2 separate regions of the Homo sapiens genome follow, and region 1 is linked to region 2. Evidence: read pairs that join two places in POLR2A ChIA-PET (ENCODE). Cell type or tissue: MCF 10A. All regions are shown on one strand. Links, peaks and the distances in the headings refer to the core of each region. The heading gives the core; the rest is flanking DNA.

The links. Peaks named below come from ENCODE experiments on the same cell type or tissue, not always from the same donor. Only the 100,000 strongest peaks of a DNase experiment are listed, where the experiment ranks them.
Region 1: POLR2A ChIA-PET joins it to region 2 with 6 read pairs; 2 of 35 experiments call an interaction of 5 or more read pairs at or near these places.

Annotation. Positions count from the first base shown.
Region 1 is chr22:25,318,648-25,334,687 of GRCh38, reverse strand. It overlaps the pseudogene IGLL3P. Among named protein-coding and RNA genes, the nearest start is that of CRYBB2, 110 kb to the right of the region's middle. In MCF 10A, for the core only: no CTCF peak of the experiment used is centred there; no DNase peak of the experiment used is centred there.
Region 2 is chr22:25,166,409-25,182,448 of GRCh38, reverse strand. KIAA1671 reads right to left here. Exons shown (of 13, transcript NM_001145206.2): 7 at 11,511-11,629; 8 at 7,960-8,209; 9 at 4,927-5,101; 10 at 626-750. It also overlaps the pseudogene STMN3P1. Among named protein-coding and RNA genes, the nearest start is that of CRYBB3, 25 kb to the left of the region's middle. RefSeq lists silencers at 9,953-10,247, 13,013-13,307. In MCF 10A, for the core only: no CTCF peak of the experiment used is centred there; a DNase peak (open chromatin) is centred at 6,078.

The DNA of each region.
Region 1 (16,040 bases), core at 5,441-10,440, 150 kb before region 2:
CCATGAAACCCCGTCTCTACTAAAAATAAAAAAAAATTAGCCGGGCGTGGTGGCAGGCGCCTGTAGTCCCAGCTACTCGGGAGGCTGAGGCTGGAGAATGGCGTGAACCCGGGAGGTGGAGCTTGCAGTGAGCCGAGATCACGCCACTGCACTCCAGTCTGGGCGACAGAGCGAGATTCCACCTCAAAAAAAAAATACGAGGCGGCACATATATGACTGAGAACCACACTAGACGGCACAGGAGATCCAGACATGAGGAAGACATGACTCCCCTCCCCTGGTGTTTTCTTGCGAAATAGTTTGCAGCTCTGCTCCTACCATACGTTTATGGTTACTTCCTGGGCATCTGCACAAGTGCCAGTCACTGTGTGGGGCTGGGGATATGACAACAATGAGGACAACATCCAGGTCCAGAGGGATTCCAGCAGGGGGCGCACGTGCACACAGGGGAAGAGCGTGGCCCTGCACAGCCTGTCTAGACAGGATCAGCGCAGCAGGAACCGAGGGGCAGGGGTACCTCACTGTCCTCAGGAGCTCAAGTTCATCTCCAGGGACCCTGACTCAGAAGCTGGGGCAGCCTCCAGGATTGGTGTAGGGCTCAACAGGCTGGACAGGCTGAGAAGGGAACATTTCCACAACTAAGCTAGATCCCACCCCAGAGGCGACCTAGAACTCATCCCAGGGATGTGTTCATTACAATGCCCATGGGGCCTAACATGTTCGCCCCAGGACTGAGCTCTGGGATAAGGACTAATGAGGAAGACACAGTCACTGCCCTGGCAGAAAACACCCATAGCCAGGGTTCCTCTATCCACCCTGTGGGAAGACACAACACAGACTTTGACACTGAAGATTCCAAACCTTCTATAAAATAAGTGGAAACTGATGTACTCTGGATTCTAAGAAGAGTTGCAAGGATGAGCTGGACTCTGGAATCAGTCCCCATCCCTCTGCTGAGCTCATGGTGCACTGGCACTCGTGTCCCTCCTCACCTCCCCTGCTACTCGGGAGTGCTGCAGCTACAGGCCCAGTGCTAGGGGGCGCTGTCCAGTTGAAACACGTCAGCCAGGCACAGTGGCTCACGCCTGTAATCCCAGCACTTTGGGAGGCTGAGGCAGGTGGATCATCTGAAGGAGTTCAAGACCAGCCTGGCCAACATGGAGAAACCCCATCTCTACTATAAATACAAAAATTAGCTGGGCATGGTGGTGCACGTCTGTAATTCCAGCTACTCAGCAGGCTGAGGCAGGAGAATCACTTGAACCTGGGAGGTGGAGGTTGCAGAGAGTTCAGATCCTGCCACTGCACTCCAGCCTGGGCAACAGAGTGAGACTCTGTCTCAAAACAAACAAACAAACAAAACAACAAAAACACATTTCTGGGCCAGACAACCCTTGGTCAACAGTGTCTCCTCAAGGACCATTCCTCAAGTGACTTCCAGAAGAGGTGAAAAAGAAAAACTCATCTGTCCCAGCCCCAGGAAGATCAGGCCTGGGACCTGTGTCCTGACCCTGAAGTCCATCCCTGCTGATTTGTGTCCTGTCTGCTCCGTGTCAGAGAAGTGGGGACCTGATTCCTGTTCTGCCCCCCAACCAATTTCTGCTGGTGTCACTGCCATCATCACATACAGATGGAGAAGACAAGAGAAAGCAATGAAACTCCATTCTTGAGGCATTTAGGATGATGTCCATGCCATGCTTTCGGCAGACAGGAAGGCCAGGTCCTGTTCACTCCTACTCAGAAGGGGTCTAAGAGATATGAGTACTAACTGTGATATTTCTCCTCTGCTCTTCCCTTCCTTTTTTCTTTTTTTTTTTTTAAGACGAAGTCTCGTCCAGTCACCCAGGCTGGAGTGCAATGGCTCAATCTCGGCTCACTGCTACCTCTGCCTCCTGGGTTCAAGTGATTCTCCTGCCTCAGCCTCCTGAGTACCTGGCATTACAGGTGCCCACCACCACACCCAGCTAATTTTTGTATTTGCAGTTGAGACGGGGTTTCACCAGCTCGGCCAGGCTGGTCTTGAACTCCTAACCTCAGGCAATCCACCCACCTCGGCCTCCCAAAGTGCTGGGATTAGAGGCTTGAGCCACCGCGCCCAGCCCATGTCTTCCGTTTCTTTACACTGTGTGCGTCCATTGAGTCAGTGGCTGCTCATGCTCACACCAGCCCCCGACAGTGGGACAGTCCATCATGGGGATCAGTACATGGTGAGCGCTAAGCCTCACTAACGTAGCGATGCAGGAGGTCTCCAGTGAGATTGATGGGCACCAGGCTAACAACAATGTCCTCTGAGTTCTGATGTGGCACTGGCCCTTGTCCGTCTGCTATGGATTGGAGCTTTTTTTTTTTTTTTTTTTTTTGAGACAGAGTTTCACTCTGCCACTCAGACTGCAGTGCAGGGGTTCGATCTTGGCTCACTGCAACCTCCACCTCCCAGGTTCAAGTGATTCTCCAGCCTCAGCCTCCCAAGTAGCTGGGATTACAGGTGTGTGCCACCATGCCTGACTACTTTTTGTATAAAAATACAGGCTTTCACCATGTTGGCCAGGCTGGTCTCAAACTCCTGACTCAGGTGATCGGCTGTCTCAGCCTCCCACCGTGCCCGGCCATGGATTGGAGCATTTCTAAGGCTTGAGGTACTCATGTTACTAAATACAATGCAATATCTTCCTGATCCTTCCCTGCTTTGACCAAGTGCTAAGGAATGATCGCAGCACTGACAGATGTTGACCTGCACTATTCCATGTGATCCCTTACACTTCTCAGAATCTGTGAGCTGACCAGAAGCCTGTGGGCTTTCTATGTATATTTCACAGTAATGTCCATGCCAACGTCTATTGTTCCGTGTACCTTTTGCTACCCAGGGTTATGTGACCAATGGGGCCCCATTTGATGATGGGCAATGTTTGGCACGCTTATAGGCCATCCACTACCACTACCAGGGGCACACATAGGTGCTGGAACTCCCTGGTGTAGGGTCATATCACCAAGCCTGAGTGCTGACACAGTTAAGTAATACAGACCATCAACATCGGGACCCATTTCTGGGTTCACTTTTGCCTTTTCCATTCAGGAGGTCAAAATCTGGGTTCATTCCTTTCTGCACTCTCTCCATATAAGGAGTAGGGATATTAAACTGACCTTCAGGTACAGCTGTGGTGAGGGAGTAAAGAGGTCATTTATGTAAAGTGTATGGTGGTGTTGAAGTTTTTCTTCCTTTTTATTAGAAGAATGACATGACTCGGGAGGCTGAGGTGAGAGAACCACCATAGGCCAGGAATTCAAGAAAACTGACACTTGCACTGTGCTGGGCATGCGGGTCCACATTTTAGGGGAAAAACACACATTTACAAACACATTCACAATCACTACACATTAATTCATCCCTAGCTAACTCCCAACCCTCATGCACACAAACCCACACCATCTAAATGATACGGCTGTTTCCAGGGACTCCAGTGGATGATGACAGTTCTTCACTGAGCCATCTGTTTCTCACAGTGCACTCCAGGTCCTCACTCCTATCAGGAACCTGAGGCCAGGCAGGCTCTCCAGACAAAAGCAGGGAATAGAGCCCCCCACAACCCATCACTTAGATTTGTATCAGCAAGGGAGTGGTCTTAGGATATATACGGTGTTAGAGAAGAGAACAAGACACACTCGGGCCTGTCGGGGCAGGGGAAGGGAGAGCATCTGGATAAACAGCAAATGCATGCAGGGCTTAATACCTAGGTGATGGTTTGACAGGTGCAGCAAACCACCATGGCACACTTTTACCTATGTAACAAACCTGTACATCCTGCACATGTATCTCAGAACTTAAAAAAAAAAAAAAAAAAAACAAGTTAAAAAAGAAACGGCCGGAGTAGGCAAATCTACAGCAATAGAAAGTAGATGAGTGGCTTCCTATCGCCAGAGGTGTGGGGGTTGGAAAAAGAGAGGAGTAACCACTAATGGATACAGGGTTTCTTCGTGGAGGAATGAAAACGTTCTAAAATGAGATTGTACAATGGTTGCACAACCCTGTAAATACAGTAAAAACACTGAATCACCCACTTTAAATGGGTGAATTGTTTTGCATGTCAACTATTTCTCAATAAAGCTTTTTTTAAAAATAATAAATACATACGGTAGGAATTTTGGGCAATGGGTTTTCATGGAATATTTGCAAGTCCATGTTGGCTGGCAAATACAAAATTATTTTTCAAGAAGAAAAAGTTGCTACTAAAAAATATGCTCACTACCAGACAGTTTGTAGGTAATGCTGTCATTTTTTACTGTCATCATCAATTAGGCCTCAGTTGTTCATAAACTCATGGCTGGTCACTAGAGTCCATGACCAACTGAAGCTTGATCAACTGAAGCTTGATTGACAATGGCAATCAAAAATGATATTCACTTGATATTCCCCCCACCAAGAAAATTGTCTTAGTCATCTGTTATGTATATGGTCAGACTTTTATGTCTTCATTTCATTAATAAGGGAAGAAGCCCCAGAAAAAAAAAAAATTCTCTTCCAGATGAAGGAATGCATCTCACCATTTCAGATAACACCTCCTCCGCAATATCAAGCGCAATATCTTCCAGGTCCAGAACAGAAGCTAGGAGAACATAGAGTAATAGTCAGTGCATTGGTGCTTCTCAGGAATCCCACTAGGAGCCTTGGGGGATGTGGGGACCAGCGCTGAAGTCTATGGAGGTGGGTGGTTGACAAGCATGGACTGAGCTGCTGCTGGACCATTCTCTTTGGTGTGGAAGGAAAGCAAAGGAGAGGAGGAGAAATGTGAAATATTAGCGTTAAGAACTGATTAATACAGAAAGGCACTGTATGGTTCTGTGAGAGCATCTCCTCACACCTCCTGCCCATTTGAAGGTCCAGGCCAATCCCCTCATTTTTCAAAATGTTACAAGACCATTTAATTCTGTGGATTTACATATCCTGCTACTACATTTATCACCTATCGTGTTTTACTTTTTAAATTATGGTGAAGCATACATATTATTTTAATTATTTAGTGTACATTTCAGTGAGATTGAATTCAGTGAACTACATTCATGACGCGGTGTCAATAATGAGAAAAATCTAAATTCATACTCTAAGCTTAAAAAACAATTCTTGCAGAAATCAATGGAATAGAAAACAGAAAATCATCCGAGAAAATCAATAAAACAAAAAGCCAGTTCTTTGAGATCAGTACCATTGATAAACCTCTACCTTGGCTAACCACAAAGGAAAGAAAGATGTTACAATGTACTAATAGCATCAATTGAAGAGCAGTTAAATCAAAAAATAATAAAGGAATATTCTGAACACATCTATGCCCACAATTTGATACATAGATGAAATGAGCTCATTCCTTTTTATCGATTTTAGAAGACCAAAAGTCTTCTGGGGAAAAATAGATCATCTGAATAGGCCTATATTTATTTTAGAAATTGAAGCAATGATTAATAATCTTTCAAAAGAAGGAAAAACCAAAAACACTACATTCATATGATTTCACTGGTTAAAAAAAAAAAAAAAAAATTCTACCAAAATTCTTTTTTGTTGTTGTTTTTTGCGACGCAGTTTTGCTCTGTCACCAAGCTGGAGTGCAGTGGCGCGAACTCGGCTCACTGCAACATCTGACTCCCTGGTTCAAGCGATTCTCCTGCCTCAGCCTCTCAAGTAGCTGGGATTACAGGCACAGGCCACCACGCCCAGCTGATTTTTGTATTTTTAGTGGAGGCGGGGTCTCGCCATGTTGGCCAGGATGGTCTTGATCTCCTGACCTCGTGATCACCCGCCTCAGCTTCCCAAAGTGCTGGGATTACAGGCGTGAGCCACCGTGCCCAGCCCCAAAATTCTTACAAAGAAAAACCTGGTCTTACCATACAAGCAAGTAATTATAATCCTAAGTATTTCCTTAGTTATATTTTGGAAACATAATTTTTAAACAAGACACAGCAAGGTTTTTAATAGCTATATTCATAATTGCCCAAAGTGAAAGCAAATATCTAAACATTTGAGGTGTCCTTTACTATTAAAAGTGAACCAAGCCTGGGCAACATGATGAAACCCCATCTATACAAAAAAAAAAAAATAGAAAAATTAGCTTGGCATGATGCCTTAGTGCCAGTTACTTGGGAGCCTGAGGTGGGGGGAACACCTGAACCTGAGGAGGTCAAGGTTGCAGTGAGCTGTCATTGCACCAATGCATTCCTGGGTGACAAAATGAGGCCTTGTCTCAAAAAATAATAATTTTGAATTTTGAATTTAAGAAATCTCCAGCCGGGCGCAGTGGCTCACGCCTGTAATCCCAACACTTTGGAAGGCCGAGGCAGGTGGATCATGAGGTCAGGAGATAGAGACCATCCTGGCTAACACGGTGAAACCCACCTGTACTAAAAATACAAAAAATTAGCCAGGTGTGGTGGCACGTGCCTGTAGTCCCAGCTACTCAGGAGGCTGAGGCAGAAGAATTGCTTGAACCCGGGAGGCAGAAGTGGCAGTGAGCTGAGATCATGCCTCTGCCCTCCAGCCTGGACAACAGAGTGAGACTCCATCTCAAAAAAAAAAAAACAAAAAATCCAAATATTTGGGCCTGAATTATCCCAATTATTAGCTACTTTAAGGGTTGGGAGAAAAGTAACAATCTGACCCTTAGCTGGTTCCTTCATTTAGGTACCAAACCGGCCGGATAGGTGAGGCTAGAGAATGGGATGGGGACTCCAAAATTGGGGTATTTGAATTTTCATTGAGAAAAGGGAGAGACTAGATCAAAAAAGCCTCAATGTCTAAGGCAAGAGGCAGAGCCAGCCTTTGTCCCCCATGCCCAGACCTGGGAAAGCTGGCTATGGACAGGAGGGAGCTGGAAGCTGAGGATGTCTCTGGGGATGAGGGTAAGGGAAGGGGGTGGGGGTGGCCAGAGGTGTGCCAGAGGGTAAACGGCACCCGTGGCTTTTTTACCTGTGGGCATCTTTTGGTTGCTGATGTGCTGCAGGTCTTGGCCCTCCGTGGCTCCCACATCCAGCTTGCCAGGCTCTACGGTAGTGGATTCTGATGTTGCAGCAGCCACGGCCTCATAAATATCAGATTCATAACTGGATGCTGCCTTCCCCCTGGGCCAGCCACAGTCGGAGCTGACTTTGGGGCACACACGACAGGTCAGTATATTCCCCGTGGGGCACCTACACTCCTCTCCACTCCTGCCTGAGCCTTCGATGAAATTGTAACTGTGCTGCCCTAGCAGCCACACTACTGAGGGTGGCCCTGCACTTGTAGAAGCAGCCTGACCCCAGGCAGATCTGGGGCCTCAGCCCGTAGTCTGCCGCCACCTCCCAAACTGGATGGTCTATGAGGTCGGGGACCTACTGTTTTACCTCAAAAAGAAACACGACAAGCGCCAAGAGGCACAAAAACTGCCGTCAAAGAGCACAGTCGGAGCTCCTCCTCCCTCCACTGCCAGCTACCGACTGAGGGCTGCTGGCCTGGCTAATGCCTATAACCCACAAAGCTTCCTATGTCACCTGGTTACCAGGAAACAGGTCAGGCTAGTGACTCACCATGTCCAGCCCCACAGCCCCCCCAGTGCCTCACAATGCCCATCCCAGCTGCTGCCCACCTTGTGGCACCCCTGCCCCTCCATGGGGACTGCACTACTCAGGCTTTTATTCACCCTGTGCGGCCTGAGCTTTCCAGAACTAAGCAAAGTGCAGGGGGGGATTGTTATTGGAAGTCACCCTTGGCAAGAAACTCAATAGAAAACCCTGGCACGGCCGGGCACGGTGGCTCACGCCTGTAATCCTAGCACTTTGGGAGGCTGATGGGGGAGGATCACCCGAGATCAGGAGTTCGAGACCAGCCTGGCTAACATGGTGAAACCCCATCTCTACCAAAAATACAAAACATTAGCTCGGCGTGGTGGCAGGCACCTGTCATCCTAGCTACTCTGGAAGCTGAGGCAGGAGAGTCGCTTGAATCCAGGAGGTGGAGGTTGCACAGTGAGCTGAGATCGCGCCATTGCACTCCAGCCTGGGTGACAGGGTTGAAACTCTCTCAAAAAAAATAAAATAAAATAAAATAAAATAAAGAAAACCCCAGTTACTAAAGTCAGTTCCACCAGCATTTCTGTTTTTGAGTCTGACAGCTTTCATTTGCTCACCAAATGTAGTTATACACAAGTTTTTGACTGCTTTTGTAACTAAATGCTTCTCTCCTGTCTTACAAGTGTTAGTTCTTGTCTGCAACTTGACCATAGCTACCCCCAGGGCCCTGGTCCCACTCTCAATAGAGAGTTATGGCTGTGTATCCTCAGTGAAACCCTGGGACACATCACACTTCCCTCCTCGTCTATAAAATAGGGACTGAACACATCCTTCCCAGTTCTGTAATGCTAGGACGTACCAACTCCCTTTTCTCGCTGTTTCTTCTTTCCATGGCAGGGGTATTCAGATATTTCTTTTATTTACTTTTTATTTATTTTTTGAGATGGGAGTGTCACTCTGTTGACCAGGCTGGGGTGCAGTGGCACGACCTCGGCTCACTGCAGCCTCCACCTCCCAGGTTCAAGTGATTCTCCAGCCTCAGCCTCCCGAGTAGCTGGGACTACAGGCATGCACCACCGCATCTGGCTAATTTTTGTATTTTTAGTAGAGATGAGAGTTTCACCATGTTGGTCAGGCTGGTCTTGAACTCCTGACCTCAGGTGATCCACCTGACTCAGCCTCCCAAAGCGCTGGGATTACAGGTGTGAGCCACCACGGCCAGCCTCAGGTATTTCTTTTACTAATAATGCATAAAACATTATTTTCTTATACAAAATTAAGAACCACACAGTGGGGTACCATTGTCCTCATTTGATAAAGATGAATAGTCAACATCTGGCAAGCATTATGTGTCTGACACTGTTCCAACTGTGGCCTACTAATTTAACCTTCAGAAACAGTCGCATTTTATAGATTTTGGAGAATAAATCTAGATGGAAAAGTCAAGTAACTTCCCCAAAGTCCCACGACTGCTCAAGGTGGGGCCAGATTTTAATCCTGAGGAGTCTTGATCCCCACAAGATGACTGTGGTTATCAGAAAGTAAAGGTAGAAGTCAAGCATGGAGGGGAAGTGACATTGTAGATTAGTTTATTTTAAGAAAAATGGCTGGGCGCGGTGGCTCACAGCTGTAATCCTAGCACTTTGGGAGGCCCAGGTGGGTGGATCACGTGAGGTCAGGAGTTTGAGACCAGCTGGGGCAACATGGCAAAACCCCATCTCTACTAAAAATACAAAAAATAGCTGGGCGTGGTGGCACATGCCTGTAATCCCAGCTACTCAGAAGGCTGAGGCAGGAGAATCACTTGAACCCAGGAGGCAGAGGTTGCAGTGAGCTGAGATTGTGCCACTGCACTCCAGCCTGGGCAACAGAGCGAGACTCCATCTCAAAAAACAACAAAAAAATGTTTTTTATGTGGATTTTTAAATTCCTCCCTTTCATTCAACATTAAATCCCTTCTAAGGGTGAGGCACTTCATGGTCCTGAAACAGTCCCAACACTCAGTGAGTTCAGGCAGATGAGCAAACCAAGGCTTAGAGAGTTCAGTTGTGTAAGACTACACTGCTGGGCAGTGAATGAACCTGGAATACAAAGACTCATTCACTGTCCAGCAGTAGAGTTTAAGTAGAGTTTAAATTTTATTCTAGCAACATGAGAGTCACGGAACCACATAGAGATGAGGAGTCTCTATCAGACGTGTTTGCAGTGAGGTCTCTCTGCACAACAGAGAAGGACTCATGGAAGCAATGGGACCAATTAAGAGACATTATGTTGGGAGGCTGAGGTGGGTGGAACATTTGAGGTCAGGAGTTCGAGACCAGCCTGGCCAACATGGTGAAACCCCATGTCTACTAAAAATACAAAAATTAGCCTGGCATGGTGGCGGGCACCTGTATGTAGTCCCATCTACTCGAGGGGCTGAGGCAGGAGAATCACTTGAACCCGAGAGGTGGAGGTTGCAGTGAGCCAAGATCACACCATTGAACTCCAGCCTAGGCGACAGAGAGAGATTCTGTCTCAAAAAAAAGAGAGAGAGACACTATGTTCATCTGGGAGAACAGATAAGGCCAAAGGCAGAGGAAATGACTGAAGTGGACGGAAAAGTTTTGTGTTCATTTGGGAGAGAGAACAGGTAGTGCTAGAGGATTAGATGTGGAAGAACAGGGGAAGGAAAAGGAAAAACAGGCTGCTAAGGCTCTAGTTTGAAGGACTGGGTAAATATCAGTGACTTTCTCCTACACAGACAATGTAGGAAGAGGAATAGGTATGGGGAATAAGATAGTTTTGGGCCAGACACGGTGACTCACGCCTGTAATCCCAGCACTTTGGGAGGCCGAGCTGGGTGGATCATGAGGTCAGGAGTTCGAGACCAGCCTGGCCAACATGGTGAAACCCAGTCTCTACTAAAAATACAAAAATTAGCCAGGCACAATGGCAGGTACCTGTAATACCAGCTACTCGGGAGGCTGAGGCAGGAGAATCCCTTGAACCTGGGAGGCGGAGCTTGCAATGAGCCGAGATCATGCCACTGCACTCCAGCCTGGGTGACAGAGTGAGACTCCGTCTCAAAAAAAAAAAAAAAAAAAAAAGATAGTTCTGGACTCTTAAGTATCGCACTGAAATGGAGCTCTCTGCTTGAAAGTTGGATAGAAACCTCTGTAGGCTAAGTCCATTCTATGACATCACAACTCATGTTTTAAAAAATAACACACACGTTAAGTCAAACCATTAACGAAATTTCCTAACATTTACATACAAAGAATATGACAATTTTTTAGTTATTACTTTCTTAGAGCAACTCTGAATTTATGATCATGGTGAATGAGGTGTCATGTAAAATAAAGCTGTTATATAAAAACAACATTTAAATTTTATTCTCATCAGAGCATATAGAAAACAATTGAAGCCATGGGTATGGCAGGGATTGCTTTAAAAAGCTGTGTCTAATAAGGGGAGTTGGAAAGAAAAGAGATGTGGGGGCCAGGCACGGTGGCTCATGCCTGTAATCCCAAAACTTTGGGAGGCCTAGGCAGGCGGATCACCTGAGGTCAGGAGGAGTTCAAGACCAGCCTGGCCAACATGACAAAACCCCGTCTCTACTAAAAATACAAAAATTAGCGGGCATGTTGGTGGGCACTTGTAATCCCAGCTATTCGGGAGGCTGAGGCAGGAGAACTGCTTGAACCCAGGGGATGGATGTTGCAGTGAGCCGAGATGGTGCCACTGCACTCCAGCCTGGGTGACAGAGCAAGAATCTGTCTAGCAAAAAAAAAAGAAAAAAGAAAGGAGACTTGGGGAACAGGGAGATTTAAGTGGCATTAAGTAAAGCCTGCAAATGTAAGCAGTGAGTGTCAAGGTACCTCACTGTTCATCAGAAATGGCTGATCGAGTGAGTCTCATCACAATGGAGCTGGTGTCTGCTTCTGATTTCTGTAATGGCCACACCTAGCACAGTACCTGGTCAATAGGGACTCAATACCTGATACCCCAATGAACAGAGTAAAATTCTGCCAGTTCAAAAACACATCCATACCCACCAACTTCTCTCGTGGAGTTTTACTTCTTTCACTTACTGTAATGTTTTGAAGTTCATCCCTCCTGTGACCTGTATCCATAGTTTCTTTTCCTTGTGTAACTGAGCAGTACTCCACTGTATGCACAGACCATATGGGTCTATCCATTCTCTAGCTGACGGACACTTGGGTTGTTTCCAGTTGCTGCCTATAGTGAATGAGGCTGCTGAGAACATTTATGTACACGTCTTTTTGGAACACATGCTTTCATTTCTTCTAGACAAATTCTTAGGGCTGGAATTGCTAGGTCAAATGGCTAGTTCATGCTTAACTTCTTTTTCTTGCCTTTCTTATTAATAGAAAAGAATATACTGATACATGATATTGGAAATATCTTTTTTTTTTTTTGAGGTGGAGTATTGCTTTGTCATCTAGGCTGGAGTGCAGTGGCGCAATCTCGGCTCACTGCAAGCTCTGGCTGCTGGGTTCACACCATTCTCCTGCCTCAGCCTCCCAAGTAGCTGGAACTACAGGTGCCCGCCACCATGCTCAGATAATTTTTTTGTATTTTTAGTAGAGACGGGGTTTCACCATGTTAACCAGGATGGTCTCGATCTCCTGACCTCATGATCCGCCCGCCTCGGCCTCCTAAAGTGCTGGGATTACAAGTGTGAGCCACCAGACTCGGCCTATATTGGACATTTCTGAGTTACATGTGCTGTTTGGTTCTGTGCATCCACCGTGTCATCATCAAGTCAGGATATTTGGGGTATGGCTTCAGTATTTATCATTTCTATGTGTTGAGTATATTTCAGTTCTCTCTTGTGGCTATTTTGAAATATACAATACATTATTGCTAACCATAGTCACCCTACTCTGCTATCCAACATTAGAACACATTCCTTGCATCTAACTGTAAGTGTGTATTCATTGACCAACCTCTCTGCATTCCCTTCTTATACCCAGAGAAGGAGAGAGGAAGGAAGGAAAGGAGCTGTGGTTGGGCTGAATTAGGGCCCAGGGACGGCTGTGTCCCAGTCCCGGGACCTGTCCATGTGCTGTGTTGTGTGGCCTCAGGGACTTTACAGATGTGATGATGTCAAGGGGCCTGAGGTGGAAGATGATCCTGGGTTATGTGGGTGGGTCCAAGGTGGGGTCTTTATAAGGGAAAGGAGGAGGCAGGAGGGTCAGAGTGACAGCAGGTGTGGGGCTGGAGGACAAGAAAGGGAGAGAAGGAGGGAGGGTGAGAGAAGGCGGTGGGGAGAGAGAGAGAGAGAGAGAGAGAAGAGTGGGAGAGATTTGAAGATGCTGGCTCTGGCTTTGAAGTTGGAGGAAAGGGCCAGGAGCCCAGGGCATCCTCTAGAAGCTGGAAAAATCCTGGACACGGATTCTCTCCGTAGCCCTCAAAGGAGCCTGGCCTGGCTGGCACCCTGATTTTAGCACTCTACGATTCATTTTGGACGTCTGACCTCCAGACCAGGGACAGAATCAATGTGTGATGTTTTAAGCCTCTAAATTACGGGTCATTTCTGACAGCAGCCACAGGAAAGTGAAACAGGAGCCATGGGAGAGACTCCCTAGGATGCCCCAAGGGTACCTCCTTGGCCCCACCCACAGAAACACAGGCCTGACCACTGCTGGTGCCACCACCCCTCTAACACCCTGATGAGCAGGAACCATGCAGGAGAGGCTGGGTGTGGCTGGGCCCTGTTCTCTCCCCCCACACCTTCTTCTCAGAGAGGAGCTGGAGCCCCAGACCTAGGGAGCCTCACAGAGAAATGCCCAACACAGGACCTGGTTTTCCACCTGAGGCCCAGGATCCAATGGCGAAGAGTTTCCCAAAAATGATGCTTCCTGCAAAGATGGCCAGTGACTGTCTGTGCCAAGCATCTGAGAAACTCTCCATGTCCTAGGGCTGCCAGGAAGTCACCTGTGCACATGTCAGAGCCCAAATCCCATCAATAGTGAGGCCTTGGGTAAAACACATCCCCACTTTTAATTATGAAGAGATGCCTGGCCTCAGCATTGAGAAAACCAACTTCCCTCGAGCAAAGACTTGTTTAATCTCTTAGAAATGATGGAGCACACCAGCCTGAACAACATGGCGAAACTCCATCTCTAATAAAAATACAAAAATTAGCCGGGTGTGGTGGCACATACCTGTAATCCCAGCTACTCAGGAGGCTGAGGCAGGAGAATCTGTTGAACCTGGGAGGTGGAGGTTATGGTGAGCAGAGATTGTACCATTGCACTCCAGCCTGGGCAACACAGCGAGACTCCAACTAAAAAAACAAAAAGAAAGAAATGATGGAGGTATTACCCTTCTTGCACTGGTTCCTGGAGAGCTCAGAGCCTATCTTTTGCAAGTGTCCTGATCCTCTTGCAGGCCTTTCATGTGTGTTTCCTTCTTGGCTTCCTCCTATTTTTCTCAGGCCTCTGAACCTGCTGTCAGATGAAAAATCCTGGACAGTCCAGCTCTCAGGGGTGGGGAGTTGGGCAGAGAGGAAGGAAGGCATTCCAGGGGCCAGGGTCAGGGCCAGAAGAGGGGCTCCAGGCTCAGAGTAGGATTTCCAGGCTGAGGAAAGAGAGGCTGTGGGTGGGTAGAGGGTCCAGACCAGGACAGGGACACAGGGTGTATCTGGAGGCTCAGCCAGAAGTAGCTCCCTCCAGAAAGCAGGCAGCGAGTTGGGGGTTGAGCTGCAAGGAAGAAGGGGAGGAGGGAGAGACTGGAGGGACTGGTGTCCAGTGAGCGAACTCCTCCTATCCTGGCCTATTTCCCCAGGGGACACCCGTGGGTGGCTTTGATCCTCTCCTCCAGGCTACTTTCCCACTGGTGTCAGCATTCTCCCAGCGCCACACTGAGAACCCAGGAGAAGCATCACATTATATGAGAGATAAGAAATGAAGAGAGGGAGCAGGATTTCTGGTTGACAAAGAGGATATTTACTGAGGGTTTACTGGGTACAGGGAGAAGGGCTGGATGGCTTGGGATGCAGAGAGAGACGCCTCCCCTGGGATCCTGCAGCTCCAGGCCCCTGTGGGTGGGGTGGGGGCTGGGAACCTATGAACATTCTGCAGGGGCCACCGTCTTCTCTGCAGTGCTCCCTTCATGCATGACCTGGCAGCTGTAGCTTCTGCGGGACCTCCACTGCTCGGGCGTCAGGCTCAGGTAGCTGCTGGCCATGTACTTGCTGTTGCTCTGTTTGGAGGGCGTGGTCATCTCCACGCCCTGGGTGATGGGGGTACCATCTGCCTTCCAGGTCACCGTCAAGATTCCCAGATAGAAGTCATTCATGAGACACACCAGTGTGGCCTTGTTGGCTTGGAGCTCCTCAGAGGACGGCAGGAACAGAGTGACCGAGGGGGTGGCCTTGGGCTGACCTGTGTGGACAGAGGAGGGGGTGAGAGATGGCAGAGGGAGTGTGGGGTGTTGTGGAGCGCCTCTCTCTGTCTAAAGTCTCTGGGAGGGTTCATGGTGTGGCCGTCTGGTCCACCCAGGGCCTCTCCTTCCCTCCTCATTCCCTCCTTTCCACTGGAGCCCTCTGGAGAGCAGACAGCCCTGTGCCTTCCTAGGACCCCTTCCCAAGTCACCTTTCCCAGGTGTCCTGGCCCAGCCCTTTCCTCTGCAGCCTCAGTTTCCCCGTGTGCACCCAGGGCAGGCTGTGCTCCCTCCTTCCTGGTTTCTGGAGTCTGAGTTTGGAATCTAGGGGTCTCCCCAACAGCACACAAAACTGACCTGGCAGGGTGTGGGGAGGCCCAAGCCTGGCATGGCCTGGAGCTTCCCATCCCCTGGGGCACCAGGCTGTGACCCAGCCTGGCCCACTCAGCTCTCCTGGTGAAGCGTGGGCTCCACCCAGACACACCCTGGGGCTCTGCCGTCGCCCCTGTCCCCACCAGCCCAACCACAGGACCCTTCACATCGGCTGGGTTCTTGGGGCTGCTAACACAGATGTTGGGGTACCACAGCCCCCATGCCCACCCCAGCAGCCTCTGATGCCCCTGGACTTCACCTGTCAGCCGTGGAGTTCTCTGCACTCCCGTTTACTCCCCGCTAGTCACCTTCTGAGTCTAAGGTGCCCTTCCTCAAATGAAGGCAGGAGGCCGACCTGTGAATGGAGACACCAGGCCCCAGAGGTGATAGGGCTCCAGGGACAGACACATCTCTGCACTAAGAGACCCTCTCCTTTCTCGTGACCGTCCTGGGAGGGCTGGGCTCTGGGACCTCACCCAGTCTCACCCATCCCTCTATGTCCCCATGTCCTTACGACCCAGCACAGGCCACAGAGCTGCAGCCTAGACCCAGAGCCCTCTCTGTGCCCTCCATTGGTCTCCCCTTGGGGTGACGCCTGTGTCCCCAGGGCCCTGTGTGGCCCTCCCAGGCTGGATGGGCATCCAGCCCTCAGCCTAGACCCTGGGGTCCCGGGGACTGTCTCTAAGGCCACTGCAGGGCCCCTTATCAGAACCGGCCTCTGTCCCTCACTCAGACACTTGCCCTGGGAG
Region 2 (16,040 bases), core at 3,829-8,828:
GGAAGGAGAAGGAAGGAAAAAAAGAAGGATAAAAAAGGATGGACAAAAAAGGAAGGAAGGAAGAAAAGAGAAAGGGAGGGAGGAAAGAAAGAAGAGAAAGGGAGGGAGGAAAGAAAGAAGAGAAAAGGAAGGAGAAAGGGAGGGAGGAAAGAGAAAGAGGTAGGAAGGGAGGGAGGAAGAAGGGACAAAAGGAAGGAGGAAGACAGGGAGGGAGGAAGAAAGGAAGGAAGGACGGAAGGAAGGAATATGTTTGTTTTTTGTTTTTTTTTTGAGATGGAGTCCCGCTCTGTCGCCCAGGCTGGAGTGCCGTGGCGCAATCTCGGCTTACTGCAAGCTCCGCCTCCCAGGTTCAAGCCATTCTCCTGCCTCAGCCTCCCAGGTAGCTGGGACTACAGGCGCCCGCCACCACGCCCGGCTAATTTTTTTCTATTTTTTAGTAGAGACGGGGTTTCACCATGTTATCCAGGATGGTCTCGATCTCCTGATCTCGTGATCCGCCCAACTCGGCCTCCCAAAGTGCTGGGATTACAGGCGTGAGCCACTGCACCCAGCCGGAATCTATTCTTTACACTGCTAAGGTTGAGGATCATGCCCACCAGGTGACTCTTGGTGAGAGGTCTGGTACCTTTAGCACTGCCGGATCCATGCCTGGAAACGCAGGCATCCTCTGAGGATGGCTGACAGGGGTCCTCTCAGCTTTGGATGCCGTCTCCTCCTCATCCGACTCCTCCTTCCTGGGTGATTTCTCCTCTGTTGCAAAGAAAAGGGCACTGAATTCATCAGCAGCTGCCATGTATTGAGGTCCTACATGCCAGATAATTTGCACACAGTATCTCATGCAATGCTCACATCAGACCTGCACAGAAGACGCTATGGCCCATTTTACAGATGAGGACCACCAAGGTGCCTGCTTTCATGCTCTCTCTTCTCACAACTCTGCTTCTTGCCAGAAGATACTGACAACAGGCAGAGTAGGTTTTCTTTTGCGGGAGGACAGAGGCAAACCCATCTCCTGGGCCCTTGGCTCATTCCAAGTCAGGGAATAGAAGGAAATCTTTGGCAGAGGCAGGAAAGTAGATAGGAATGCTTTCAGCCAACAATGCACCGAGGTTATGCTCTCAGAGGAGAATGTGGAGAGCTTCATGTGTCTTGTGGAAAGGCGGCCCAAAGGTGGACCAGGAAGCCATTTTCCTTGACCCCAACTCCCCTATCCAGGACTTAACCCCAGACCCGTGCTTGAGGCTGAGCTGATCACTCAAGCTTTTGGGTGATGGGCTGCCTATCCCACTCTTCCAGGAGTGATATGGGAGGAGTTTCTACTTCTCTGAGACCAGGATGCTGGCATGGGCACAGTGAGGATTGGAGGAGGGGGCGGGGATGAAAGAGGCAAGACCTGGTGCTCTGGAGCCCTTGGGCTACCCGAGGAACTGAGGTACGCTAAGAAAACACAGACCCAGCCTTCCCCATCCAGCCCCTGGCCGGCTCCTCCAGGCTGATGGGAGCCAGAGGTGCTGCTGCCACGTTCCAGCTGGGGGTATTTGTGTGCTTTTGTCCCTATTATGGTCTTCATTTGCTCCAGGTGGCTTAATAGAACTTGGCTCAGAAAACCAAGAAAGTGCAGAGAGGTCTCACCTGAGGCACTTAAACATTTCCTTTAATAACAGAAATGGGATAGGAGTGGGAGAGAGAACTCTCCAAGCATTTCTTTAAGGTATCTGGTCAGAAGCAATGCCCCTCACTCAGCTCAGAGCCTGGTCTGACATCCTAATGTTTGCTATGGGCAAATCCCAAATGAACAAAGGCACCTACAAGATGTTTTTGAGGACTAAAAAGGCTGTGTCTACATAGAGTGGGCAGGTCAGCTGCTCTAGTTTCCATTGCAAGAAGAAATTTTTTCTTCTTTTTTTTTTTTGAGACAGAGTCTAGCTTTGTTGCTAGGCTGGAGTGCAGTGGCACGATCTCGGCTCCCTGCAACCTCCGCCTCCTGGGTTCAATCGATTCTCCTGCCTCAGCCTCCTAAGTAGCTGGGATTACAGGCACGTGCCATCATGCCCAGCTATTTTTGTATTTTTAGTAGAGACGGGGTTTCACCATGTTGGCCAGAATGGTCTCAATCTTCTGACCTCGTGATCCACCCACCTCGGCCTCCCAAAGTGTTGGGATTACAGGCGTGAGCCACCACGCCCTGCCTGTTTCTTCTTAAAAGTCTTTCATGGCTCTCCATCTACAGACGAAATCTAACTCCTTAGCAAAGCATCAGGGATCTCCATGATCTGGCCCCTGCCTACCTTTCCAGCATATCCTGCTATTCCCAGCTTGAGCAACACGTAACTGTTTAGGGATGCTCCTGCCACACACACAGTTCCTCGGGTAGCCCAAGGGCTCCAGAGCACCAGGTCTTGCCTCTTTCAGAATGTTCTTTCCACATCTCTGTCCCTTTGATCTTGTTGATACTTCTGCCTGGAATAACTTTCCCTAACTCATTATTATCCATTCTTCAAGATTCAGCTCAGGTTTTGATACGGTAAGCAGCCAAAATAGTCCTTAGAGGAAAATGTATAGCCTTAAATGATGCATTAGAAAACAGAAAAGATTGATAATATATGGACTGATCTTTCAACTCAGGAATACAGAAAAAAGACCAGCGAGCAAACCTAAAGAGAATACAGGGGTGGATTTAATCAAAATAAAAGCAGAAATAGTAAAACCTTATTAAGCTATGTCTCTGTCTCTTGTAACTCAAAGAGCCTCAATTAATATACTAACCTTCAAAACACTGTTTTACCTAGTTTCTGATAAGTTCTGCATAACAAGAAATCAGTTTCCACTTTTGGGAGTGCCACCCTGGAGGCCAACGCATTGGGCAGGGGAAGCGGCTCCGTTCCCTTCCCAACGCAGGAGGCGCAGGTGCTGAAGCAGCTGGTGGAGCCGCGCGAGCACGAGCGGGAGGTGCTGCACAAGGCGCTGGAGGAGAATAACAACTTCAGCCGCCAGGCGGAGGAGAAGCTCAACTACAAATGGAGCTCAGCAAGGAGATCCGCGAGGCGCACCTGGCCGCACTGCGCGAGCGGCTGCGCGAGGAGCTGCACGCGGCCGAGGTGCGCAGGAACAAGGAGCAGCGAGAGGAGATGTCGGGCTAAGGGCCCGGGACGGGCGGCGCCCATCCTGCGAGAGAACACGTTCGGGTTTTGGTTTTGTTTCGTTCACCTCTGTCTAGATGCAACTTTTGTTCCTCCTCCCCCACCCCCGCCCCCAGCTTCATGCTTCTCTTCCGCACTCAGCCGCCCTGCCCTGTCCTCGTGGTGAGTCGCTGACCACGGCTTCCCCTGCAGGAGCCGCCGGGCGTGAGACGCGGTCCCTCGGTGCAGACACCAGGCCGGGCGCGGCTGGGTCCCCCGGGGGCCCTGTGAGAGAGGTGGCGGTGACCGTGGTAAACCCAGGGCGGTGGCGTGGGATCGCGGGTCCTTACGCTGGGCTGTCTGGTCAGCACGTGCAGGTCAGGGCAGGTCCTCTGAGCCGGCGCCCCTGGCCAGCAGGCGAGGCTACAGTACCTGCTGTCTTTCCAGGAGGAAGGGGCTCCCCATGAGGGAGGGGCAACGGGGGAGGCGGGTGATGGTGTCTGGGAGCCTGCGTGTGCAGCCGGAGCTTGTTGAACTGGCAGGGGGTGGGTGGGGGCTGCAGCTTTCCTTAATGTGGTTGCACAGGGGTCCTCTGAGACCACCCGGCCTGAGGTGGACACCCTGGGCCTTCCTGGAAGCCTGCAGTTGGGGACCTGCCCTGAGTCTGCTGGGGAGTGGGCATTCTCTGCCAGGGACCCATGAGCAGGCTGCATGGTCTAGAGGTTGTGGGCAGCATGGACAGTCCCCCACTCAGAAGTGCAAGAGTTCCAAAGAGCCTCTGGCCCAGGCGCCTCCGTGGGACAGCCCCGCCGCCCCTCCCCACCAGGGCTTTGCAGATGTCCTTGAAAGACCCACCCTAGAGCCCTTTGGAGTGCTGGCCCCTCCTGTGTCCTCTGCCCTGGTGGAAGTGGCAGCCACAAGTCCTCCTCAGGGAGCCCCAAGGGGGATTTTGTGGGACCGCTGCCCACAGATCCAGGTGTTGGAAGGGCAGTGGGTAAGGTTCCCAAGCCAGCCCCCACACCCTTCCCACTTGGCACCCAGAGGGGGCTGTGGGTCGAGGCCTGACTCTAGGCCTCTCCTGCCCACACCCTCTGGGCTGAGTTCCTTCTTTCCCTTGAATGCCCAGTGCTGGCCTTGGAGGATGGTCAGCTGGAGGACGGCGGTGGGGGAGGCTGTCTTTGTACCACTGCAGCATCCCCCACTTCTCCACAGAAGCCCCATCCCAAAGCTGCTGCCCGACCCCTTGCTGTAAAATGTGAAGGGGGTGGCTGAGTTCTCTTAGGACCCAGAGCCAGGGCCCTCAGCTTCCATCCTGCGGGAGGCCTTGGCCGGGCACTGCCAGCGTCTTCCAGAGCCACACCAGGGACCACGGGAGGATCCTGACCCCTGCAGGGCTCAGGGGTCAGCACGGACCCACTGCCCCATCTCCCTCTCCCCACCAAGACAGCCCCAGAAGGAGCAGCCAGCTGGGATGGGAACCCAAGGCTGCCCACATGTGGCTTTTGTGGGACTCAGAAAGGGAAGCAGAACCGAGGGCTGGGATATTACTCATGGTGGCAGCTCTCATAGTGCAAGCCTACTGTAATATGCACCCATCTCATCCATGTAGTAAAGTGAACTTAAAAATTAAATGAACAATTAAATAAACACCTGTGTGTTTAAGACATGAAAAAAAAAATCAGTTTCCTATGTAATTGTGTTCTAATGATCTACAGCCTTCCAAGTCAGGAATTTTTTCATAGGGCTTAGTCTAAATCCTTCCTGCTGTTCAATGTGCTATCTGAGGAGGAGAGAAGTCATGGCATACCCGTTGAGTCTTTGAACATCCACGTGTTGTCAGTCTCATCCTCCAAAGGTGATCTGCTCTCGGACTCACTAAATCGGCTGCGCCGGAGGGAGTGGGAGATGGGGGCCCGGCGGCGGCTTCTCTTGCTGAGCTGCACCCGGGTCTTGAGGGCACTTGAGTCGAGGACTGAGGTTTGCTTTGGGAGCAGCAGGGAGGAAGAGGAAAAAAATCAAGGGAACCATCAATGGAGGGTACCACAACACAGTTGGCGGTACACAGCTTCGTTGACAGATGAGAGGCTATTTAGGTGGTACCTAGGCCAGGGCTTCCACATTTTAATAGTAACCTAACACCCAAAGCCTAAATTTCCCCATAAAACATACCCCATAGGCTGATGACAAAAGTCAGGTGGAACAATGAACCTTGAGTGCCCTAGTACAGTGCCTGGCTTCCTGGCACCCAGTAGGCACATAATACAAATGCCTTTTCCCTCCCAGTGACATCCACCACACAAGCATGTAATCTACAGCAATGATCAGTACACAGCAGGAGCTCAATTAATGTTTGTTTGTTGAATGAATAATGGATTCAACATCTAACTAAATCCTTCTGTCAACTGTATTCACACAGAGTCCCCGGGTTGAGACGTTCTCCGTGGAATTCCTCCATTACTCACATAATCTAGGGTGCAGGTGGGAAGGGAGGGGGCAGCTTACTAAACATCAGGAGTCCATTTTCAGGCATCCCTGAAGACTCACACTCGGAGCTGCGACAGGTGGGGGGTTGGTGAGGGCCCCCCCAGTGAAAGGGTGGGGAGCACAGACCATCTGGGTGGGCCCCAGTAAGGAGATGGGAAGTGCCTGGCTCAGAATTCTCCCGGGAGACAGCAGTGAAGTGCTCAGAGCTGGGGTTCAAACCCTGCTGGGTTCGAATCCTGGTTATGTGACCTTGGGCAATGAGCTTCACTTCTCTGAGCTTGGGTGTCCCTATTTATAAAAAGGAGATAAACAGAGTGCCTCCTTCCTACAGTGGCTGAGAGAACTCCCTGTGCTCAGGTGTGGAAAGCCCTTGTTTCAGACAGAGCCTGACCACGGCTCACAGCCAAGAGCTCTTTCCGGCAAGCTCACGTTCTTACATGAAATGTTGGTTTCTTCCGCCTAGGTCCACTTTGGAGAAATTCCATCACCCAAGGCCTTCTAAGTCAGTGATGACAGGCTAATTTCAATGAATCATTTCCCAACAATGGTAAGTAACAAAAGTCCCAATGGGGTGGTGGAAGGAGCTGATCATAGCTACTTCCCAAACCAGCCACAGTGGTATCTTGTGAGGAGACTTGCACGGGACCAGTGAAAGAGGGGGAAAGACGGAAATCAGAAAGTGCCTGCTGCACCTAGAGGCAGGCTTGCTTCTCCGGCCACTTAACAGAGCCAGGTTTTCAGACTCCAAGAGAGCAGGACAGAATCACACTGACAGAGGGGCTGGCTTGGAGGGGAAGATGGTGCCACCCTTGCATCCTCAGCCTGGTACAGAGACTGGATTCCTTAGTGCTCCGCCTCCGCCTCCCCATTTGGCCTCCAAACCGTCCCCACAGGAGACCTAAATCATGGTTGGCACCATACATAAACCTCAGTATCCCCACAGGAGACCCAAATCGTGGTGGGCATCACACATAAACCGCAGTATAATTTCAGTAAGCGTTAGACCTATGCTTCGGGACACCAGCATTTAGAGTCACTCCATGGCCACTCTGATTTGCTAATTTGCAAAAAGCGCAGGCAGTTTTGCCTCTGGGGTTATTAACATGTGCCTGGGCCAGTGGTCAACACTCACTGATTGTTGTTTATAATGGACATCAAGAAGGAACCACTTAGCGTTCTAGCAGGAAAGTTCATGATGCAGTGACATGATGCTGGCATGTAAGGCACACAGCAAGATCTCAATACATGTCTGTTGAGTGAATAACTGAATATATCACCTAACTAAATCCTGATGACACCCAGGGAGGTGGGCATGGCCATGGTTATATAATGGGGTTCCCCAATCAAGACTCAACTTGTGTCTTTCTTTGTCTCCGCCCTGATCTAGAGGTGCCAGCGAGAGACCTTGGCCATATACTGAAGGAGAATCCTCTTTGAAGCCCTAAAGGAAGCCCTTTTTCTAAAGCAGCGGTGTTCCTCCTCTGGGGAAATGTGGGTAGCCATGCCCAAGTGTGTAGGTGGGAGGCTTTACTGCCAGGAGAGAGGGTCCCTTTCACATTTTGCAGATGTTCCATCCCCCAGAAAGTGGGCAGGTAGCCCTATTGTTACGCGAGGAGAATAATGACATCACCCCTGGGTTTCAAGGGTTGAAAAGGAAGACCTGCCTGACCCCTGGAGGTGGGGCTCCCAGGGGAAAGGAGGATAAGTTCTGGTCTGGAAGATGCTAGAGCAGGAGACCGTTTGACCTGCTATGCTGGGGCAGCTGACATCCTGGCTGTGCTTGGGACCTGAAAGAGCTGAGTGCTAGGGACTGTCCCCTGGGACCTCCATGAAAGGTGCCCATGCCTGAGGGGACTTTCTGTCCTGGAAGAGCCACTACAGAGACAGTCGGATCCCCTGATACCAGGGACACTGTTGTACCAAGCAAGACCTTAGTGAGAACGTTCAGCAGAATCATTCTGAGCAAACTCCAGCCTCTTCATGCTTGCAACTATAAACCTCAGGGTGACTTCCCAGGGGTAAGTGGTCAGACTCCCTGCTTACCTAGCAGGTAAGGGCTTAGATCAGTTTTAATTTGAATGCATGCAATTGTATTTGAGGCTGTGGAGCTGATGATGCTGGTTACAAGTGGATAAGGAAGCTGAGGCTCAGAGAGGTGAAGACATTTGCCCCAAGACACACAGCAGGTGTATGGCAGGTCCAAGATACATGCATAAGTGAGTCCCATTTCAAAGACAGTGCCCTCCGTACCCACTCCAAGGGTCCCTGGCACACAGATCCTACACCTGAAGTGGCAATTCACAGAGAGAGGCTGGAATTTCCATTTAAGAAGAAATGCTCCTGGCCACTGACTTACATCAATGAAGGAGAAGTCATCTACTCTCTTTTCAGGGCAGGCGTCCGGTGGAGGCGGCCCCTCCATCCCATCGGTGGATTCCAGGTCAGTGCTGGAGTGGTCCACGCTGGTGCTCCGCTGGTCCCTGGAGCAGTCATACTGGTCCCCTGCCGAGGTGGGCTCCGTTTGGGAGGACAGAGAAGACAAACGGCTGCTGGGGGGCTGTTTCCTTGTCGATGTGGCACTGCTATCTGGGGACTCAGTGGCCAAGCTGCCAAAAAAGGGAATGAAGGGAGACATGGTTATGGAGAACGTTTCAGAGAACGGGATTTCAAGTGAAGGATGCTGCAGGCAGCATAGCTTGGGTTATGTTTTATAAGCCAAGTAACAACAGACAGAACATCCCAGCAGAAGACCCTCTTTGGAAACAGCACAAGATGTGCCAGCGAGGTGCTGTCTAAGGCACTGCCTGGAACACCTGGCCAGGTGCAGAATGGGAGGAGTCAGTCCTGTGCCACTCAAGATCCTTTGGCCCTGCGCTGTCCTGGACGGAAGCTGCTTATCACAGGTGGTTGTTGGGTCCTTGCAATGGAGCAAGTGACAGAGCTGAGATATGCCGTGAGCATCTTACACACTGGATTTCCTATACCTTACACACTGGATTTCCAATACTTTGAATAGAAAAAAAGAATGTAAACTGCCTCGCTAATAACTTTTCATGTTAATTACATGTGGAAATGATAGTATTTTGGATCCCTTGGTTCTGATAAAATACATCCCTAAATTGAATTTCACTTGTTTCTTTTTATTCTTTTGGTGTAGCTACCAGGACATTTTAAATTACATATATGTCTTGCATTTGCAGCTTACATTATAATTCTTTTTTATTTATAATCGATACATAGTAATTACACGTTTCCGGGGTACAGAGTGGTGTTTCAATACATGTATATATTGCATAAGGATCAAATCATCATGTTGTATTTCTGCTGGGCAGTGCTGATGTAGATCAAATTGTTATCAGCAGTTACCTATGGAAGAGCAGGTGGTGGGACCTGCATTATTTCATTCACTTATTCATTCAGTCATTTAATAAAAATCTACTGAGCACTTACTATGTGCCAAGCATTGTGCTAAAAAATGTGTCATTCAGTCCTCTCCAATAATCCTATGAGGATTAGCCTATAACTGCCACAATCCTACAAGTTAGGGTTGGTGACATGGTTTGGATTTGTGTCCCCAACTAAATCTCATGTCGAATTGGAGGAAGGGCCTGGTGGGGGGAAGTGATTGGATAATGGGGGCAGATGTCCTCCTTGCTGTTCTCATGATAGTGAGTGAGCTCTCACAAGATCTGATGGTTTAAAAGTGTGTGGCACCTTCCCGTTCTCTCTCTCCTGCTGCCAGGTAGGACGTGCCTTGCTTCCCCTTCACCTTCCGCCATGATTGTAAGTTTCCTGAGGCTTCCCCAGCCCTGCAGAACTGTGAGTCAATTAAACCTCTTTCCTTTACAAATTACCCAGTCTCAGGTAGTTCTGTATAGCAGTGTGAAAACAGACTAATATAATTGGCCTCATGAACTTAAGTATTCTTATTCACCTTGTTAAAGGTGAGGAAACTGAGGCATAGAGATGTAAATTAGCTTGTCCCCAGCAACAGGACTGGGATTGAGCCCAGGCAGTCTGACTCCAGCGTCCATGTCCTTGGCTCTCTCCTACTTCTGAAATCTCTTCCTATGATAATATAATCAGGTATCACTTGGGTCATTGGAATAATGTAAGATAGAAAATTTACAGATAATTCAAGTCATTAAAAACCTCCTGCCCTGCCTCCATCCACATATTAAAAAGAACACCTAAGCCAATAGCCTAGCAAAGCCTCCAGGTCATGGGAAACCCTCGCCTTGAGAAAGGACAGGTGGGCACACCTGACAAGTGGGCCTACTCTCAAGACCACCAGTCTGCTCCCTTGAGCAGAACTTTCCACAGGTGTGCTGGCATTTCATCGTGCTTTCTGTCAGCTCTGGGGTGATTTTATTACTTGTCATATGGAGGATGTTAGGGTTGTAAGGTGGATTGAGGCAAATCCACACGGGATGAAGGTAACAGCACTGAGAGACAGCAGGTGGCACCACTGTCCAAGGCTGGGTGTGCCATGCTCCTGGGGTGGCCCGAGGAGGGGAAGTTGCATTGTCTCTGCAGGACAGCAGGGAGCACCCCCTCAGGGGTGCACCTAAGTCCACACTCCAGGTCCCACAGGTCCTGAGTCAGAACTGGGGAATGGAGACCCCGAGAGAGGAACGGGCTCCTAGGGTCACACAGTGACATGTGCAAAACCAAGACCTGGGTTTCCAGACTCTCAGTCCAGTGCTCTTGCAGGGGTATTCTAGATAAATTTAAGTAAGCTCATAACTAAACACATATTTCATGGGTCAGTGGGAAAAACAGCTTTCTCGGGCACTGTAAAAAACCTTTGCTTTCCTTTTACTTTTTCTTATCCATTTTCAATTCTATCACCCTCCTGCCAACTTTAATATTGGTGACTTTATCATTTTTATCACTGTGGTAAAATACAATTTGCCATTGGTCACATGCAGGACAGTCACAGTGTTGTGGAGCCATCATCACTGTCATCCTAGAAATTTCCATCACCCCAAAAGGAAACCAGATACCCACGAAGCAGCCACTCCCCATTCCCTCTCCACCCCAGCGCCTCATCTGTTTTCTGTCTCTATGGTATTTGCCTATCTTGGATATTTCATATATCATTATTATTATTATTATTTTTTTTTAGACAAGGTGTCTCTCTCTGTCGCCCAGGCTGGATTGAGTGCATTGGCGCAATCTTGGCTTACTGCAGCCTCCACCTCCCGGGTTCAAGTGATTCTTGTGCTTCAGCCTCCTGAGCAGTTGGCATCACAGGTGCCCACCACCACACCCAGCTAATTTTTTTTGCGTTTTTAGTAGAGATGGGGTTTCGCCATGTTGGCCAGGCTGGTCTCAAACTCCAGGCCTCAAGTGATCTGCCCGCCTGGGCTTCCCAAAGTGCTGGGATTACAGGTGTGAGCCACTGTGGCTGACCCATAATCTTTTTTTGTTTGTTTTTTTGAGACGGAGTCTTGCTCTGTCCCCCAGGCTGGAGTGCAGTGGCACAATCCCGGCTCACTGCAACCTCCGCCTCCCAGGTTCAAGTGATTGATTCTCCTGCCTCAGCCTCCCAAGTAGCTGGGATTACAGGGGTACGCTGCCACACCCAGCTAATTTTTTGTATTTTAGTAGAGACGGGGTTCCACCATGTTTCCCAGTCTGGTCTCGAACTCCTGAGCTCAGGCAATCCGCCCGCCTCAGCCTCCCAAAGTGCTGGGATTACAGACGTGAGCCACCGCACCCGGCCCATAATCTTTATTATTATTTTTTTGTACTTCCTAATTTCCTTTTTAAAAGAAGAATGGGTTCCTTTTATAATTACAGACTGGAGGTTTTAGCAATATAGAAATCAGGAGGTGGGTGGGCTGCAGCAACTCCAGCCCAGCTGCCCCCTTTGCAGCCAGAATCCCGTCGCACGCGTCCTACCTCTCCCCACTCTGGCACTGCTCTGTCCACGTCCCATACTGGCTGCCGGCTTCGTGCACGAGGGTGTCAGTGTCCTTGGGTTCAGTGGGCTGCCGGGAGAAACACTGCTTCAGCTGGTCCTGCAAAGACAAGCCAGATGTGAGATTTCTACCAGGAAATGTACTCAGAACCCCCGTCCCGGCTGACACACAAATCAGATCGCATGGCCCCCAGCTCAAACCCATCCCAGCAACCCGCTGCCTTCCTAAGTGGGGCCAGACATCTTGGCTGGGCACTAGCGTGACCAATCGTCCTGGTTTACCAAGATATCACAGGATACAGGACTTTCAGTGCTAAAAGTGGGCCAACTGGGATGAAGTGGTCACCCTACCTGGCATGTGGAGCCCTGCAGGGCATCGCCTGGCCCCCACCTCAATGGCCCTCTCTCCTCCTCACAGTACAGCCTGGGCACACTTCTCTCATCTTCAGTGTTACTCAGACTCATGGATCTGGCTGGGGGAAGCTCCATGCACCCGCTTGCCCAGGTTCCTACCACCACCGTGTTTCCCAACCGCATCACCAGACAGAACATCCATGGAGCACCGAACTTGGGACAGGCATTGGGCTGAGCTCTTGACATGAGATCACCTGGTTGAACTACAGTCCCTCGACAATCCCATGGGGTGGATCTTATTACGATCCCCATTTTACAGATGATAAAATTGAGGCTTAAAAACATGAAATTACGGCCGGGCATGGTGGCTCACTCTTGTAATCCCAGTACTTTGGGAGGCCGAGGTGGGCGGATCACGAGGTCAGGAGATCGAGACCATCCTGGCTAACATGGTGAAACCTCATCTCTACTAAAAATATAAAAAATTAGCTGGGTGTGGTGGCAGGCGCCTATAGTTCCAGCTACTTGGGAGGCTGAGGCAGGAGAACGGCGTGAACTCGGGAGGCGGAGCTTGCAATGAGCCAAGATTGCACCACTCCAGCCTGGGCGACAGAGAGACACTCCATCTCAAACAAAAAACATGAAATTACACGCCCCAAATCAAATAGCCAGTAAACAGCCAGCGAAGTGGAATTCAACCCCCAGGTCCAAACCACTGCGCTTCAGGCAACATCAATCCCTTGGGCTGTTGCAACCCGGTCTGTTGCTGGTCTCGGCCCTCGGCCTGGGCACTCAGAGAGGGCACGCAGGGAGCAAGGGTGCTGATTAGCACAGAACTGACCACAGGGCCAAGCCTGGCACACGGTGGAAAGGCCATAAATCCCCATTAAATGACTGAACTGCTGTCTTCCCTCATTTGTCTGCTTCGCAAATTAAAAGCCCATTCCCTGTGATGTGGCCACTGAAGTGGCTGCCACTTAGGCTTGTGCTTTGTTGAGTGGGGAGAAGCTGGTGCCCTCAAGACAAAACCAAAAGTCCAATCCTTGGATGGGCCGTTGGCACACTGATGACTCAGACGGCCTTGGCTGCCTGAGCTTTGAAGCTTTGAATGACGCTCTCAGTCACCTTTTTTTTTTTTTTTTTTTTTGAGACAAGGTCTTACTCTGTCACCTAGGCTGGAGTACAGTGGTGCAATCACAGCTCACTCCAGCCTTGGCCTCTGGGGCTCAAGTAATCCTCCTGCCTGAGACTCCCAAGTAGCTGGGAGTATAGGTATACACTACCACACCCAGCTATTTAAAAAAATTTTTTTGTAGAGATGGGGTCTCGTCATGTTGCCCAGGCTGGTCTTAATCTCCTGGGCTCAAGAAATCCTCCTGCCTCAGCCTCTCAAAGCATTGCAATTACATTGCATGGTGAGGCACCACGCCCAGCCCCAGTCACTGTCTTTTGATGAGGAATTTGGAGATGGGGGTTAGGGCATAAGACTGGCCCAGAAAGACAAACGGGGCTCATCTTTACTCCTTACGTTCTGTTCCATTTGAGATCAGGAGGCACATTCTGCTGGAATATGCTTCATATCATCTCCTGCTCAAAAACCTTCCGGGGTTCCCTATTGTCCTCACGTAGAAATCCAAGGCCCCTTGAAAGTGAGCCCCCACATTTCCTGTCTGATCCCATCCCCTACCCTTGCTCCAAACAAACTCTCTATCCCACACTCTTTGGCTTACTACATACCATACCCACACAAGCCTCACACACTCCTGGCCTCTGCAGCCTTGTTTGTATCATTCCACCTCCCTATCCATCCTTCTTAAACAAAGCTATTGCAACCCATGGTGATATCTCCTCCCTAAACTTTTTTTTTTTTCCCTAGATGGAGTCCCACCCTGTCTCCCAGGCTGGAGTGCAGTGGTGCAATCTTGGCTCACCGCAACCTCCGCCTCCCAGGTTCAAGTGATTTTCTTGCCTCAGCCTCCTTAGTAGCTGGGATTACAGGCACACACCACCATGCCTGGCTAATTTGTTTGTATTTTTAGTGGAGACAGGGTTTCACCACATTGCCCAGGCTGGTCACGAACTCCTGGCCTCAGGTGATCCGCCCACCTCGGCCTCCCGCAGTGCTGGGATTCCAGGCGTGAGCCACCACTGTATACCCTGGATGACTTATCAATTGTACCAGGCAGAACGTGACACATAATTTATATTACACAACAGATATTTACTGAGCTCCTACTACATGCTAGGCACCGGGGAACTGGGCGTGGGAGGTCACGGCACAGACGCAGGCTCTAGGATTCTGCAACTCATCAGATGTGCCCTTTAAGACTGGGATGCTCCAATGTTTCTGTTCCCCTCTTGGAGCCTGCCTGGCACGCAGTAGGTGCTTAGTTAACGGAGGTGGGCTGATTGTTCCTCAGCAGTTTATCTTCTTCCCAGGCAGGGGAGCCAGCCTCTTCTCAGGTTCTCTGGAACCACACTGAGCCGAGACAGCACTTGTGGTCCATGTGGTCCTGCAGAATGAGTGGGCACCTGGGGAAAAGCCTGCTGTGTGGCCTCAGGGCTCTGGCTTCCCTCTCTGAATTGCAGAGAAGTTACAAGAATTCAGTGAGAAAATAATGGTCACCCCCAGGGCACAGGCGCAAACTTGACAGCTCCTAGAACAGGGCCCAGCACTCAGGAAACATCCCATAAATGGTCACCTCCTTTCCATTCTCTTTCTCTTGCCTTTTAGAGATACTCATGTACCCCATGATGTTCGTGGGAATACTGTGAATGAGGTGTATACAAGGACGGGAATTCAGAATAAATCCCTCAGTCACCCCTGCTAAATGGCTACACTCATAGACCCAAATAAGAGCTGCTGTCCACTCTTAATTCTACTGTCTGTAGAAGCTTTTCTGTCTCTAGTTACAACATAACACCTTACTCACTGTAAAACATTTAGGAGTAACGGAAAATCACAAAGAATACATTTTAAAAGAACTTATCACCCAAAGACAGTATTCTCTCATAGTCCTGCCCGGAATTTTCTCAGGATCAATTCACCTACATCACCATTTTACTGGCTGAAGAATATTTCACTTTTCGGATGCAGCATCTTCCAATTAACCAGTCCCCAAGTGCTGGGACTTTTGGTTGCTGAGGATTTTCTTCACCACTATAATCAATAATATGACGAACACCCCTGAGGCTAAATCAACACATCTCTGCAATTATTCCCGTAAGAGAAATTACTAGGTATAGAGTCACCAGGTCAAAGGGCTTTGGGATCCAGATGAGCAAGCCAGCTTTGGAAGAGGCTGCCTAACTTCCAAGCCTACGGGCAGCACATAGGGATAGCTGTTAGCACGCTGTAGGGATGCACTCAGGCCCTGCTGGGGAGTGTTATGTTTTTGCCTTGCAAGGCAAGGTCACCTGATATACTCAGAGGCACAGCACCATCGACAGAATTCTCCCTGGGACGCAGGGCTAGAAGTGGTCATCTGAGCCCGCTCCCAGCTCCTTACTGTTTTCAAAGATGTGATGGAACTGGCCATTCCCTAACTTAATGCCCTTCAGAGGTCAGATTCAGAGGCCAGATGCTGGGGACTTAGGGGTTGTTTCTGGTGGAGGACAAGACATCGTTGTCCCAAGCAGCTTGTTGTCCCGAGGCTGCAAGGTGGATGCTGGGCTTGTGCCTGTGTATGCTAAGCTCAGCGGGAGGCAGAGGAGTGACAGCTTATAGCGAGGGTGGGGACGCAGGGCAGGGCTTGCTGTCTCTGCTCTGCCCAGCTGTGTGGCCTGGCTAAGTGACCCCACCCATCCAAGCCTCAGTTTTCACACTGGAAAAACAAGGACTGTTTTGAGGTATCAACAGATAATCTTCAGAAAGTGTTAAGCTCACTGCCTGGCACATAAATGGGTACCCAGGAGATGGGAACCGTCATGATGACAGCAATTTTCAGGCCCTCTTTGGAGTCAGGCAGGGGAATGGAGCCTTGGCAAAAGGTTCTTAAAATCCCTGAGAGAGGGGGATCCCCCTCAGGGCTGAGTGATGGAAGAAGGAATTTGCAGGGGCCCCCTAGAAACCAAAAGGTCAAGTCCATTGCTGAGGGTGAAACCAGGGCAGGCGGCAGGGGGGCAGTTTCCAGACCTCTTGCGGATGGCCCTGGGGA